2 separate regions of the Homo sapiens genome follow, and region 2 is linked to region 1. Evidence: chromatin contacts called from ENCODE Hi-C or POLR2A ChIA-PET data. All regions are on one chromosome and are shown on one strand. The core of a region is the stretch at or near the end of the contact, and the rest is flanking DNA. Distances in the headings are between cores, read along the strand shown. Region 1 overlaps RPRD1B (regulation of nuclear pre-mRNA domain containing 1B). Region 2 overlaps RPRD1B (regulation of nuclear pre-mRNA domain containing 1B).

What was found. A loop is a pair of places that touch in the nucleus more often than their neighbours do. ChIA-PET counts read pairs that join two places held with the same protein, here RNA polymerase II (POLR2A). Pooled maps may share reads with other maps.
Region 2: a loop to region 1 is called in a map of B cell, with 5 times the contacts of the local background. The contact joins two enhancer-like sites. A Hi-C loop is called at or near these places in 1 of 168 maps with a recorded cell type or tissue (B cell), 27 of 37 single-sample maps with no recorded cell type and 9 of 50 pooled maps. POLR2A ChIA-PET finds 5 or more read pairs at or near these places in 14 of 52 experiments (AG04449, BJ, Caco-2 and 10 more).

The regions. Positions count from the first base shown.
Region 1 is chr20:38,052,802-38,060,220 of GRCh38, reverse strand. It overlaps RPRD1B (regulation of nuclear pre-mRNA domain containing 1B), which reads right to left. Exons shown (of 7, transcript NM_021215.4): 4 at 2,577-2,689; 5 at 701-827. Among named protein-coding and RNA genes, the nearest start is that of RPRD1B, 23 kb to the right of the region's middle. Within about 2 kb of position 2,485, at least 8 of the 41 ENCODE cell types and tissues checked have a DNase peak (open chromatin) inside an H3K27ac peak, as active enhancers do.
Region 2 is chr20:38,089,505-38,096,687 of GRCh38, reverse strand. It overlaps RPRD1B (regulation of nuclear pre-mRNA domain containing 1B), which reads right to left. Exons shown (of 7, transcript NM_021215.4): 7 at 4,324-6,962. The coding sequence ends at 6,813. Among named protein-coding and RNA genes, the nearest start is that of RPRD1B, 59 kb to the right of the region's middle. RefSeq lists silencers at 815-874, 3,487-3,781. Within about 2 kb of position 5,032, at least 8 of the 41 ENCODE cell types and tissues checked have a DNase peak (open chromatin) inside an H3K27ac peak, as active enhancers do.

The sequences.
Region 1 (7,419 bases), core at 1,236-3,735:
TGTGTGACCTTGGACAAGACACCTATCTTCTCAAAGCCTCAATGTCCTCCTATGCAATATGGAGACACACATTTAGTCACCTCCAAAGACTATCACAAAGAACAGAAGTACCGGTGCAAAGCCTACTGTCAATATTAGTTCATGCTTCATTCCTTCCTTTCAATTTCCCATAAGGAAAGCAGGAATCGTGTCAACTGCCCCTCCCTGTTTAACTAGGGAGGTCACGACTAGGGCAAAATGACATGTCTAACAGACACCTGAAATTCCTGGCACTGAACGCACTATCATCTACGGGGCTTGTCAGAGAGCAGGGCACAAATCACACAGCCCTGAATCATAATTTTTTTTCTTTTAGTAAGAGGGTTATGAGTCTAACAGACAGAATAATACCTAATCTCCCCCACCCACCCCACACGCACACAATTTGTACTATGTTTTTAACAGACCTTATTTAGAGAGCCACAGGTTGTGGCACACCAGCATTTCTGCAATAATTCCTAGAATCACTATTCAAGCTTTGACTATTTCAAAAGTTTCTTTGTTCACCATGTGAGTTATGTTTGCAAATCCCAAGATGGTAGAGCAACCAATACAACATGGAAAGTAGTCTATACCTGCAGACGTTAAGTATGGCCTAGGGTTACTGCATTACAGTTATGTCCCTCTCTCCTCACCTTTCACCCAAACTCTACCTTCTCACCTGTTATTTTTTCCAATAGAGAAACATCTTGCACTTCCTGGGGCAGAGAAGCAATTTTCTGTCGGACAGTAGCATCCCCTGATGCGGCATTTTCCAGATCCTGCAAAGCTTTGATTAGTTCCTCAGTCTGTAAGATGAAAACACAAACAACACTACCCATTAAGACATGGGGTTTAAAGAAAATTAGTTGGAGTTAAATGAGGTGGAGGCAAATTCTAAAAACAGTCATTCCTGCCATTTCTTAAAAAAAACTGTTCTTAGCCCCAGAGCTTACATGTAAGTCAATGTCACGGACTCTAAGAAAATCCACAAAATTAGTTTATCTAAGTCCATGGCAGAACATGAATGAAATTCTGAATAATTATTATTATTTTTTAATTCTAAAAGAACATGTTTTTGGCAATTCAAAACAATGGAGTTTGGTTCATGTTGCTTAATTTCAAATGATGTATCATTTCCAGTATAGAATAAAGGTATAAATATCAGATGTTAACAACTGTGTGTTGTGGCCAGGTGTGGTGGCTCGCACCTGTAATCCTAGCACTTTGGGAAGCCAAGGCAGGAGGATCACTTGAGCCCAGGAGTTCGAGACCAGCCTGGACAATATAGCGACACCCTGTCTCTACAAAAAAATTAAAATAAAATAATAAGCCAAGCATGGTGGCATATGTCTATAGTCCCAGCTACTTGGGAGGCTGAGGTAGGAGTATCACTTGAGCCCCAGAGGTTGAGTTTGCAGTGAACTATGATCATGCTACTGCACGCCAGCCTGGGTAACAGAGCAAGATCCTGTCTCAAGAAGGAGAAGGAAAAAATTATATGTTGACTGATCAACCTACTTCAATTCTTTCTTGGGTTTTCTTGACAAAATGGATGTCACTCCCAAAATTAAATGTATCAAACTTATTATAAACCCAGGGGGAAAAAACAAGAAAAGTAAACCAGGGATACATTTTCTGTATATATCAAAAAGGAGTTTCTTAAATTGTCAGAAAACAATGCTAACAGGCCACTCCATAATCACCAAGGAGTAGCTAGCTCTGTAGATGGTAGTTAGATTACCCTGAAAGGTAATAATCTAGGCTGTAGTCTTTAAAGTGTTTAAATCCAAAGATATATGACCTAACACTGCTGTCATTTAATCCCTAGTCTAACTCAACACCGTAACATAACACAAACTAGACATGTTTCCTATTTACATAGGCTTTAAGCATGACCATGTGTAATAAAGCTGTTTTAGGCAAAATAAGATGAAGCCCCCCCCGCCCCCGCCTTGAAAAGAGCATGGGCTCTGAAGTCAGACACACCTGGATTTAAATTAAGACACTGGTCAAGTTACTTAAACTGTCACCTTGTGCCCAACTTCTTTCATTTAGATTTTGTAAGCTAACCTGTATAGCCAAATAACACAAACACATGGGTAAAGACTAACTCCTTGTTTCAATATTTAATAGGCTACAGTGCAGCAAATTTGCTATTGACACATAGACTGTCTTTAGATATTAATGAGTTACTTTATAAAACTACCATGCTACTGGAGACAGGCCATGGTAGACGACTTTTGAATATCTTTGTAATATTATCTATCCCTTTCTCCAAAATCTATTTTTAAAGAATATTCTTAATTTCTAGGATTGAAAAAACCAAGTCCAAGTACTTTATAAAACATAAGCCCATCCCAGAGTTATGGCACGCAAAGACATACTGACACCTGCCATCCGGCAAGCTCCTTTGGGCAGGATGATGCACGGGGCCCCTGAGAGGTGCCCTCTGATGATTCCATACCAGTGGTCACTGGCGCCACCTTGTGGCCATAGTCTTCAACTAGAGGTCACTTTAAGCCACTGTTCCCTACTCTCTGGGGGTCAAGACCTACCAAGAGGGGTCCTGCAGAAGGATCCTGAGGAGAGTAGCTGCCAGGGTAGTCGTCATCCTCCTCCTCCTGAATTTGCTGAAAAGTTCGTTTCAGAGATTTCTTCTCTTCTGTTGCTAGACAAAAGAGAAAGTAATAAATTTGAGTCACATATCCTGTAGTGATAAGTCACATGCTATGCACAATGGGCCACATGTAAAAACAGGGCAGAAGGGGCACACATTTTCAGAATGGCTTAATAGTAACCTTTATGCTAGTTATTTTAAATTGACTGTAGTTCCCTACATTACTGAAAAGAGTCAAACAGGTCTTTGTCCGTCATCTCAGATTGATTCTCTGGTAAAATACTACAGAAAACAGGCATCTAAAGCGAAAACTTACCCAACTATCACACTTGAGTAAGAAACTCATGGGACAATACAATGAAGCAAACCAACGTGTGCTAGGGTTTACAGAGAAGATATTGTGTATAAAATGAGATACGTTATGCTTTCCAGGGATCATTTCAGAAAACAGGAGAGAAAATTTTATCAATAAAATTGTGTCAAACACAAATATTCTTTACACTATTCCCCTAAAAATAAAATAAATCTAATTTTACCTTAAAATTAAAATAACCATTACTGAGACATGTGATTGATACTACTGAGAAAAATTACTTAAGTTACCATTTTAAATTTAACCACTTTTGAGGCTGACAGGTTACATTATTTATGATCTATCTGCACCGTATGTTTTTACATTGTTATGATAGATGTGTTAATTCCAAAATCATTCTTTTTGCATCAAATTAGACAATACAAAATAAATGCCAAACAATTGTGGGAAATAAATCTAAATGATAAATTCTAGTTTCGAAAGTAAAGAAATATTGGACACAGCCTGTGCCTGGCATTGCAATAGTTTCCTTTTAATCTTTCCAACAATTTTAAGATACAGCATCTCCAGCTGAAAGGTGAGAAAACAAAGGCCAGGGAGGTTAAATGACACACTTACGGTATGACTCCAAAACCTGTCCTCTTTCCACTGCACTCAAATTACTTAGCACCACACAGGTACCCTCTCATTTAGAAAAAAGGGGACACCAGGCACCTGCTGCAGATACATACACATTTTTTGCTTACACATTTTCTTCTGGAAACAAGTCACGTAGCTCCTGTTCTCTACATTATATACATCATATACTAACTGACCAAACTCACGTTTGAAGTGAAAGCCAGGTCAATATCATGAGTTTTATTTTTATTTTTTTTTTTTAGATGGAGTTTTTGCTCTCTTGCCCAGGCTGGAGTGCAGTGACACATTCTCAGCTCACTGCAACTTCCGCCTCCTGGGTTCCAGCAATTCTCCCACCTCAGCCTCCTGAGTAGCTGGGATTACAGGCATTTGCCCCCATGCCTGGCTAATTTTTGTATTTTTAGTAGAGTCAGGGTTTCATTCACCATGTTGGCCAGGCTGGTCTCGAACTCCTGGCCTCCAGTGACCCACCCGCCTTGGTCTCCCAAAGTCCTGGGATTACAGGTGTGAGCCATCACGCCTGGCCAAGTTTCACTTCTTCTTAATGATTCTGTCTATTACAAAAAAAGGAGACAGGAACATCTGCAATACAGGCCGTCCTCACTTTGCGCATACTATTATACACAGATTTGTTACCATGGCTTCGTTAAATGACACCAGTCCCTCAATAAAACAAGTTCAAACTTCAGTTACCATGGCATATTAACTCTTGAGTAGTTGCATAAAGTACAAATTTTGCTGCTAACTTCAGCCCCCAAATCATGATCAGGGACCAATCACATCATTCTTGAAGTCAATCAGTGATTGGTCACTGAACACCTGTTATGCAGGTCACACAAAGACAGCAAAGTGCTTCGCTGTGCTGTCTCCTTATCGCCCAGTGATAACACCCACGACATTTTATAAAAATGAACGATCAGAAGAGGGTATTGATCATAAAGACAAATGTGGAACAAAGAAACTGAAACAAAAGCTAATGCCGGAACTGAAATCCCAATGGCATATTAGTGGAGTTACAGAAGAAAGAGCACGCTGCAGGATGCTGCCACTGCCAGCATCAGAGGGAGCCTAGATCCATGGCCAGAGGAATGTGTAGAGGCCAACTTAGCAATGAAGAAAGTGGGAGTGATGAAAAGAATGACAACGTCCTAGAGGAAGAGACGCTAACAAAAAAAAAAAACTGCATGCTAAAGAAACTGAGAGGTATTTTACAATACTGAAAGCATAAAAGATAAAATGTTGGAAGCTGATCCAAACAAAATACAGTATGACAACTTGCAAAGCCACAGAAAAGATGTTTGCTCTGATATGTATCTAAATTATACCAGAAGAAGGCAACCCTTGTTCAAACTACTCTTGATAAGTTTGTTACAAAGAAAACACACTTTAATTCTCAATGTTTCTAATTTGTTGTTACAGCATATTAAATAACTATTAGTTTATTATCTCTTTTGTTTCCGTACACATTTGGAATCAACAATGAGTTTTTAATTCTTTGACAAAAAAAATTTTAAAAGTCACAGAACAATCATAATTTTCCCCACTGATTATAAAGATTGCTTTGCATGGGTTCAGCTTGCACAATCATGGTTATAGTCCTGCACTACTATGCAAAGCAAAGATTGCTATATTTTTAATATGAAAAATCTATTAGGATAAAATTTACATAAGAAACACCTAACAGTACTTTGTACATAGTAGCTGCCTAATTAATGTGTGCTATATGACCCATGCAGACACTTAGCCACTGTGGCATCAAAGTGGTCATGTGGAAGGAGTGGCCATTAGAAGGTAAGTACAAACTTCAAAATTTTTTATACTGTTCTGTTTGCTTTCAAGCACCTAGAAGAGCACTCAGTAAGTAACTATTAGATATGCTAAAGAAGGTAGAAAAAAATTACAAAACTTGAAATCCTTCCGTTTTCAAACTCTCACACAGAAATTATTATATATAAACATCAAACACTACCTCGACACTTAGAATTCCTGAATTTTGGCACTGGGAGGACTTAGACAGACCCATGCCTTTGTTTCCCCCAACTCAAATTTTCATGAAAATATCTAAGTCCACAGGTTGCAGTCTGCCCAAAGTCAGAGAGTTTGTTAGTGTAAATCTGGGTGCTACAGATCAAAGCCTCATTATCTGGAGTTATCTTTACCACTTCACACTGTTGCTCACGAACAGCATTACAAGACTTAAAATAAGAAATCATTTTAGGACAACTTATGTCCTTTGCCATCCTGCTGGCAGAGGGCACAATAGGTGTTAACCATTACCCTATTTTTCCAGTTTCCTCCTATTTCCATTTGGAGGACCTACTGGTGCTACAAACATAAGATTTCTGGACATGAATTACTAATCATTTCCCCCACAGGGCTCCTCATTCCCTGAGCTACCTATTTCCATTACGAACACTTTCACTGACCTGTCTTCCAGGTACAAGGCCTTGGAAACCATTAGAATCTATCCCAAGGTCCCAGTTTCTAGCAGATTCCATACCTCAGACTGATGCCTTACATACTCCCTCCCTTTGCTCCTTCACCTACACAGCCTCTTATCAGCAATCTGCCCTTTGTCACAGCTGGTTGAGACCACTGTCTCCCCGCCTCTAGTTGCTCCTTTCCCAAGTTAGACTATACAGTTGTCCCTCAGTATCCATGGGGGATTGGTTCCAGGACCGCTACGGATATCAAAATCTAGGGATACTCAAGATCCCTTACAAAATGGCATGGTATTTATATATAACTTACGCACACATCCTTCCGTATACTTTGTGTCTAGATTATAGTACCTAATACAATGTACACATGATATGTAAATAATTGTCACACCATTTCATTTTTAAAATATGTATTATTTTTACCCAAAATATATTCAATATGTAGCTGGTTGCATCCACAGATGTGGAACCTGTAAATATGGAAGACTGTATTCTGTTATTAAATTAATCTTCCTAAAGCGGAGTGCTCACTCCATCATGTCCCTATTCATAAACCTTAAGGGGCTTCTAATGATTTTACAGATTCCTCCTAAGTTCAAAGCCTAATGATGACAAATGGCCTCCAACTCCCACGGCACTCGGGCCTCTCTTAAAGCACCTGGCCTTGCTACTCTGGCCACTGGCAAGCGTTCTTCTCCGACAGGAGCACTTTGTGTCTTATTCCTCTACATCCCTGCAGTACCTAGGAAAGGGGTGACAGGTCGGAGTTTGAAACCGCTTGAAGGGAGGAGTCACAGAGCTTGGAAAATGCTAGTGCTAGGCCAGAAATGACTATCACTGCTACGAAGTCAGCAGTTATAGTGCCTGGTATTGTCAGTCTAGTCAGACAGCCATTAAAAATAACTTAGGATTTCCAGGTTTCCTTTTCAAAAGCTATACATTTTTTTAAAAATTAAAATTATTTTAAAAACTAGAATATGTGTCAGTTCCATTTCTACATCTGAATTTAAGGTAAGCCTTCCACTATCAATTCAGCTTCTACCACGGTATATATTTACTCTCCCTTTTTCACTCACTCAACCACTCTGTTTACAGGCAGGACAAACTGTGGGGGTAGCCAAAGTCCTTCTGTCCTCATACTGGGCACCTTCTATTCTATCCTCCAACTTGTCCCTGTGTCTCCAGCAGGCCTTGTACTCAGCTAACCTTAAGTAATCCTCGTTACCTAAGGGTTTATGGTATGCCTCTTACAACCTGATTGTGGGAGAATTTCAGACACAATGGCAGACTGTGAAACTAATCTTAAGGCAAAAAGCTGGCCTGCAGGTTCCCAAATCACATTATAATATGCAGCCATCTACCGTAAAGCTGGATCTTCTAGAGGATCC
Region 2 (7,183 bases), core at 3,783-6,282, 34 kb before region 1:
AAGCGAGGCATAAAAGGTCATATATTGTATGATTCCATTTATATTAAATATACAAATAGGCAATTTCACAGGGAGAGAAAGCAGGTTAGTAGTTGCCAGGGCCTGGGAGTAGGGGATAATGGGAGTAACTGCTTAATGTGTACAGGGTTTCCTGTTGTGGGGATGAGAATGTTCTGGAACTAGATCATGGTGACGGCTGCACAACATCACAGATGTGCTAAATGCCACTGAATTGTACACTTTAAAATAGTTTTATATATATATATATATATATATTTTTTTTTTTTTTTTTTTTTTTTTTTTTGAGACAGAGTTTCACTCTTGTCACCCAGGCTGGAGTGCAGTGGCGCGATCTCGGGTCACTGCAACCTCTGTCTCCCAGGTTCAAGTGATTCTCCTGCCTCAGACTCCTGAGTAGCTGGGACTACAGGCACACACCACCACGCCTGGCTAATATTTTTGTTTTTTTTTTATTAGAGATGGGGTTTCACCATGTTGGCCAGGCTGGTCTTGAACTCCTGACCTCAGGTGATCCACCCTCCTCGGCCTCCCAAAGTGCTGGGATTACAGGTGTGAGCCATCGTGCCCGGCTAAAATAGTAAATTTATGTTATATGTATTTTACCACAATTTTGAAAAATATGTTCACATATACATAGGATTATGAATTCACAATTTAATGAACAAACTGAGGTTGTGAAAATGAACTTTTTAAGTAACAAAAATGGAAAGGGGAACCAAGAATTAAAGGTCCTAAAATGAATCATGTGTGTGTAACCACCATAGTACACAGGCAGGATTGGGGAACTGCAATCGCAAAGCAACTTTGTCTCCTATGTCCCTTGAAATCCAATTTGTGGGGCTAATGTATCCTGTAACTCTCAAAGAAAAACCCAGGCCTCCATAACTTCTCTAGTCATTTTTATTTAAAAAAATTCCTGTAGTCACACTTAAAGTGTAAAAACAGTCTCATTTCAGAGATGTAAATGTGCAAGCCCATGTTACAATCAAAATAGCCTATCATGTGAAGGTGACCTCTCTGGGTCTGCTGGGGGCGAGAGGCCAGCATCTGGGAAGGGAGGCCAGCATCCGGGAAGGGAGGCCTCCCTTGTTTACCGTTTCTGACCCTTCCAGGGACACAGCAGTGGGAGTGAAGCAGCAGCAAGAGACAGTCCTTAAGGTCTGGTGGTGGTGACTGGGCGCTGCTGGGCAAAAGTTTAACAAAGTTTAACAGCTTCCTTCCCCCATGGGCTCCTCAGATGCTCCTTGGAGTGGTTCCTCCCCTCCCTTCCCCCAGTCTCCCATCCTCATCTCCCATCACCTGGGGTCTCTTGGGGTGAGGGTTTCTCCCTGGCTCTTTGCTCTACTCCTTCCTCAGCACTGTGAGTCTGAAGTTCGCCTCCTTGAAACCCCGGGCCTCTTGCCCAGGCTCTATCACCCCAGGATGCAGGCCAGTTCTTCTACATGCATGCTCTGCCCTGACAAACTCTAGGAGTGGAGTCTGCACCCAGCCTCTCCCTTGCTTCGTCATCAAACACTTAGCCAGCACTGGCATCTCATCCTTCAGACTTTTCCAGGCAGGGGTCTGTTTAATCCACCAGATCAGGGACACATACTAAGCTCCATGGAGGCCCTTTCCCCTAATCTTGAGATAAAGTGTAGGTGGCACCCACTGCTCCCACTAGGGAGATGCCAAACACACCAATGGCCCTTTTCAAATAATTCTCATCCCAAATCCTCTTCCTTTACCTCTTAACTCCTGACTCTTTTCATACCCTTAAAGTGGGTGAGGGGGGTTGAGGATGACAGGTTTTTGACCACTCTGTTGTAAATGCTGCAGATGGTCTAGCCATGTGGTCTCTATTACTCCTTCCAGCAGACATCTATTTTAATCTTGTTACATGTGTTTATAAATACCTGCATTCATTATTTAACATAGTAACAGCCACCACTGAGTCCCTAATTTGTACCAAAGCACTAGGCCCTTTTTACAAACATCTCAGTTATTAACAAGTATGTTGGTAACTACTTTCTTTCCTAAGAATTTGTATAGTGAGTATTTTAAAATCTATGGAGTACATTATTCAGGTACTGAGTTTATTAAGATTCTCAGTAGGAAGAAATATTCTGAAAACCTAGTCACAGGACTTCAGAGGTTACGTAATCAACCCTACTCATTTCCTGTAAGAAGCAGCTGAGGTCCCCAAGGGCTGAGTGACTTGCCCAAGGTCATCATAGTGAGAGGAGATGAGAAGATATGAGTTTTCACTCATCACAGCTGCCTCTTATTCACAAAAAATACTAGATAAATGGCCTGCTAATTTTAATATTTATCAAACCAATGGTAGAAATGAATTTTTAATGCAAAATAACTATTTGAGTCTAAAAAAAGTGAACACACTGGGCTTTCAACACTACATAAAGCTGTATGAATCCCAACCTACTGTACAGGAGAATGGATTCTTAATTGAATCTGTGCCTCAGAGTGGAAGCATGATTTTTAAATGGAAAATCCTACAGAGGTAGCAGTGAGCGATGAGCTTTAGCCAGATGAATTATTCCAGGAGAAAGTAAAAGAGGAAACCATGCTAGCAAATGGCTTTTTCTTAAAGATCCCAAATAAACCAAATATGAATTTTGTGCAGTGAACTACTGTGTTTACTCCCATCTTCCCGGTCGTGGCACTGTCTCCTGTGCCCCGATCTTTAGACTATGGTCTCCAGGGTTTCCTATGTATACACAGCACAATGGTGATACTATTCATTTCTCTAACAAATAGTACTGCGTGCCCAGGATATACCATCCAGAGTTCTCAGACTTCAGTCCCATATGCTTCTTATGCAGCACAACAATCGTAGCTTTTAGGGCTCGCAGAAAACCTAGAGATAATTTAGTCCAATACTACATTTTGCAGGTAAGAAAGCTGAGGCTGGCTGTGGTGGCTCATGCCTACAATCCTAGCACTTTGGGAGGTCAAGGCGGGAGGATTGCTTGAGCCCAAGAATTCGAGACAAGCCTAGACAACATAGTGAGTCCCTATCTCTAAAAAAAGTCAAGAAAAGAAAAAAATTGGCCAGGCGTGGGTAGATGCCTGTAGTCCTAGCTCCTTGAGAGGCTGAGATAGGAGGATAGCTTGAGACGAGGAGATTGAGGCTGCAGTGAGCTAAGGTTGCACCAGCCTGGGCAAGAGTTAGATCCTGTCTCAAAAAGAAAAAAAAAAAAAAAAAAAAAAAAAAGAAAGAAAAAACTGAGGCCCAGAGAGGAAAATACCTTGCCCAGGAAGGTGACACAGAGAGTTAATGGCTCTAGTCACAAAGGATAAGCATTTTGACAGATTCATGGACTCTTGGGTAGCTCCATCTTCAGCTCTGAAGACCTCAAAGTCATTTTGTAGCCTGAAGTGCTAATTAAACCAGAAGAATCATGGACTTACTATTTATAGGGAGGAGTGAAGAAATTAGACCATGAAATCTGGGGACACAGAAGGAGATCTTGTCTCTTGAGATTCACATGTAACATCCAACTTTCATATTTTAACAGAACTTGGGTAATGCAGTCTCAATTTTCCTAATACTGGACTTATCTGGGTTGCAGTCTTGATGAACCACACCTACTACAGAGGTTTTTGCACCATAAGATAACCCCACTTCTTCTGGCAGATGCTGCCATTACCCAGTGGACAGGTTTATGATCCTTCCAAACATATCACTTGCTTCAAAAGGACCTAATTCAAAATCATTTTTGTTATTTTGAGAGCTTTAACCAGCAATACACAGTCAATATGCTTTCACTCCATGTACAAGTGAAAAGGACAAAGCAAAGCCATGACTGTTTTTAAGAGACATACCACTTGGGTTCGCAATTATCTCACATTTTTCGTCTTTTTACTGTTCAGCGTGGCTTTCCGTGTACTGCCAAAATCAAATCGCTCTCAGGAGGCCTACTGGTGTGAACAAAGGCGCTAAAATCAAAGAACTTCCAAGTTTTAATCTGTCAGAGATTGGCTGTGAAGTATGGGGGAAGAGTCATTTAATCTCTCTCCATCAGTTCCCACTTCTGTACAATGAGGGTAAAACTATGGCGGCACCTCTCATGGGTACTGTGTGGACTGCCTAATTAAAGCTAATTAAGCCCCTGGAAAGAACCAGAAAATACTACGTAAATGCTGAGTATTTATGTGCCGCTAACAGACACAAAAACTCCCAAGGGACAAGATTCTGTGCCGACAGCACATTCTCTATTGGTGATTACTAATCACCCACTGCTTACAAAGAAAGGCACTGTTTTCAGTAACAGGGTAGTTTAAAAAAAAAATCACACAATGTTGTTCAACAACACCATCTTTATTCAAAAATATATATCTATGAGACATTTCAGAATATACTGCTGCCGCCAACGACAGCCTATACTTCTAAATAGTCCTAAATTAATATACAAATTTAAGCTTTGAAAATATTCTTTAAGAAAAACAAACAAACAAAAACAAGGGAAGATTGAAGACTTTCTGAGGAATATGACCTAAAGGAAAGGTCCTTTGAGGCCTACAGATGCCCTAAGAAAGAAAAAACACAAAAACAAAAACCACCCACCCCACCCACCAAGTCACCTCATACATACAAGGAGGAAAGTTCATTTAAATTAAACAAATGAAGTAAGCACACTTTGGGAGGATGTGGACAGCAGAATTAAGATTTAAAAAACGAAAGCATTTCATCAAAACAAAAAACTAACTTCCTCACAGGAAGTCCACTAGTAACAGGTATTAAGAGGCCAACACATTCATTTACATAATTGCTACAGTTTCATTTCTTAACTTTTGCTGTAATAATTATGCACCAATTGCTGGTCAGAGACTCAGTTGGATAAAACAGAGCAGTGGGCTAAATCCATTCTGCTATATTTTCATCTAGTTGATCAGAGCAAATATCTACGATCCTCTTTTGGCTGGATTGTGGCTGCTCAGATCGCACTTCCTTGGTGAAAGCATAGAGTGTCCCAGATGGGCCTGCTCCAAAACACGCTCATCTAGAAAGCAGCACACCACGGGGGGTGGGGGAGAGGTTGGGGAGTGCAGCAGCAGCAAAGATTACAATTTATCTTGCAATTTTAGTGATGTCACCTATGGCCTCTGGAAGAAAAACCTTATAGACTCATTAATTTAACAGTGACAGAACGACAGGCAGTGTCCATAAGCAAACAACACACAGTCTGAATTCAAATCTGAATAACAGCTCAAACACTACTAGGTTCTACACAGAGTTAAACTGAGTATCTGCTATGACTTTTCATTGTTCTCACTTCATGACAAGCAGGAGAGCTTCTGGAAGGGAAGCCCGTTATGCTTTATAAACATAGGTTATGTTTCAATGTGTTTAACATGTAAAATTACATGTAATTTTTGGTGATCCTGGAAGTAGCAACACAAATTAATGGAGATTACAAAGCCCCCTCCACTGAATTCCTTTTTATATAGTTTGGGTTTCAGCCTCTGGTCTATAACTCCTATTACACTACTGGGGCAAATCGCTTTCTGCCCTTTCCAATGTCAAAAATAAGCCTGCCAAATTAGAATGATTTACAATTGGCAGGCTGAACCTTTACTATAAGCAAGATAAAAATTGTCTCTAACTACATTATATAGTCATAATGTCAGCTGACATGATAATAGAATTAAAACCCCCAATTAATATCCCCAACTCCCCGCTTCCCCTGCCCGAGACGAGCTATTCAATAACATCTGACGCAAGTACTCCCCGTCGTGTGGGGACAAGGACCTGTGCAGTGGCGTGACATGACAGACGGACCTGCTCAGCGTCCTATTTGCAGTGATGTTCGAGTTTAGCCACCGTACTGTGGACATGCACCCAGACAGCGGATTAAACGTTAGTGTGTACCCTACTCCCAGAAGAAAGGGTCCAAGAAACACCCACACAGATCCCAAATGCAGCACACCTGTGTGTGGGGCCTTCATCTTTTGGAGCCCACCAATGCCTGCCATCCCTAACAACTGCCTTCGCACCCACCAGGGATCAAGGCATTCTGTTTTTCGGAACGTGCTCCGACAGTGGAGAAGTGCAGCATGGGAAGGTTGTATCTAGGAACTTGAAGCAAATAAATTCCTTTTAATTCATGCTTGTGATCCCTGTTATTCTGTCTCTGAACTGTGCCTTTATGCTCCAGATTAGCTTTGAATCTTATTGCTAGATTCTCCAATCTGTTTACAAAATAAATGCACCTAATCTTCGTGCATCACTAGGAGAAGCAATGGAAAGGGAGGATCAGAGATTTGGCAAACTCTTTATGGCAACGCTACGACAGCTGTGCCTACAACCTTTTGGGGCAGATGCAGCTGGGAAAGCCAACGTCTCCAGGACAAGTGCCTTAGTGGAAGCCCACACCGAACTTGAACAAGCCCAGCCCAGAAAGGAGAAGCTGCTTTCATGATAAAATGCTGTCATGAGGGACAAGATTCTTTCGAAAGCTTCCAGAAGTACACATGATTTTCATAACTTCTTAGGTATAAGGAGACAGTTAAGAATGGAAAACCAACAGGGGGGCATGAAAATATGAAGTGGGAGAAAAAGTCTGTAGTCTTTGCAAATATGAATATAAACCAGATTCCAGTCGCCACTGTTCTGAACTGTGCTCAAGATGAGAGGCTGAAGAGGAGAATCAGAGTCTGAGGTTCTTTCTTGAGGCTGGGGGGCTGGGCGGAAGAAGGGATAGAACCAGGGGCTAGAAGGTTATTTCCAACCATGACTTGCCCTCTTCTTTCTGCTGGTACAAACAGAAATCTGGGACATGACACCCATCCTAGTCAGTTGAAAACAGGTCCCCAGCAGAGGGCAGGGGGGCTAAGCCCCCTGTGACGTTGGGCAGCAGTGAGAGGTCTGGCAAGCTCTGAATATGGGATTTCAGTTCCTTGCGGACCTGGGTTACTCGTGCAAGCTTCTGTTTGTATTCCTAAGGAGATAAAGAGAAGACAATACCGTTAAGTCTGTGCGTGCCGAGGGCATGGGTGCTGCTGGAGCCGGGCAGCTACTCTCGTCCTCGTGTTCTTCCTTGTCCCCACCAGCCTGCCCACCCTGTTCAGCTATATCACAAAGCTAGGGCTTCAAATGCTCAAAAGGCAAAACTTTCTATCAAAAAAGGAACGCAGAGTGCCATATTGGCAACAGTGAATT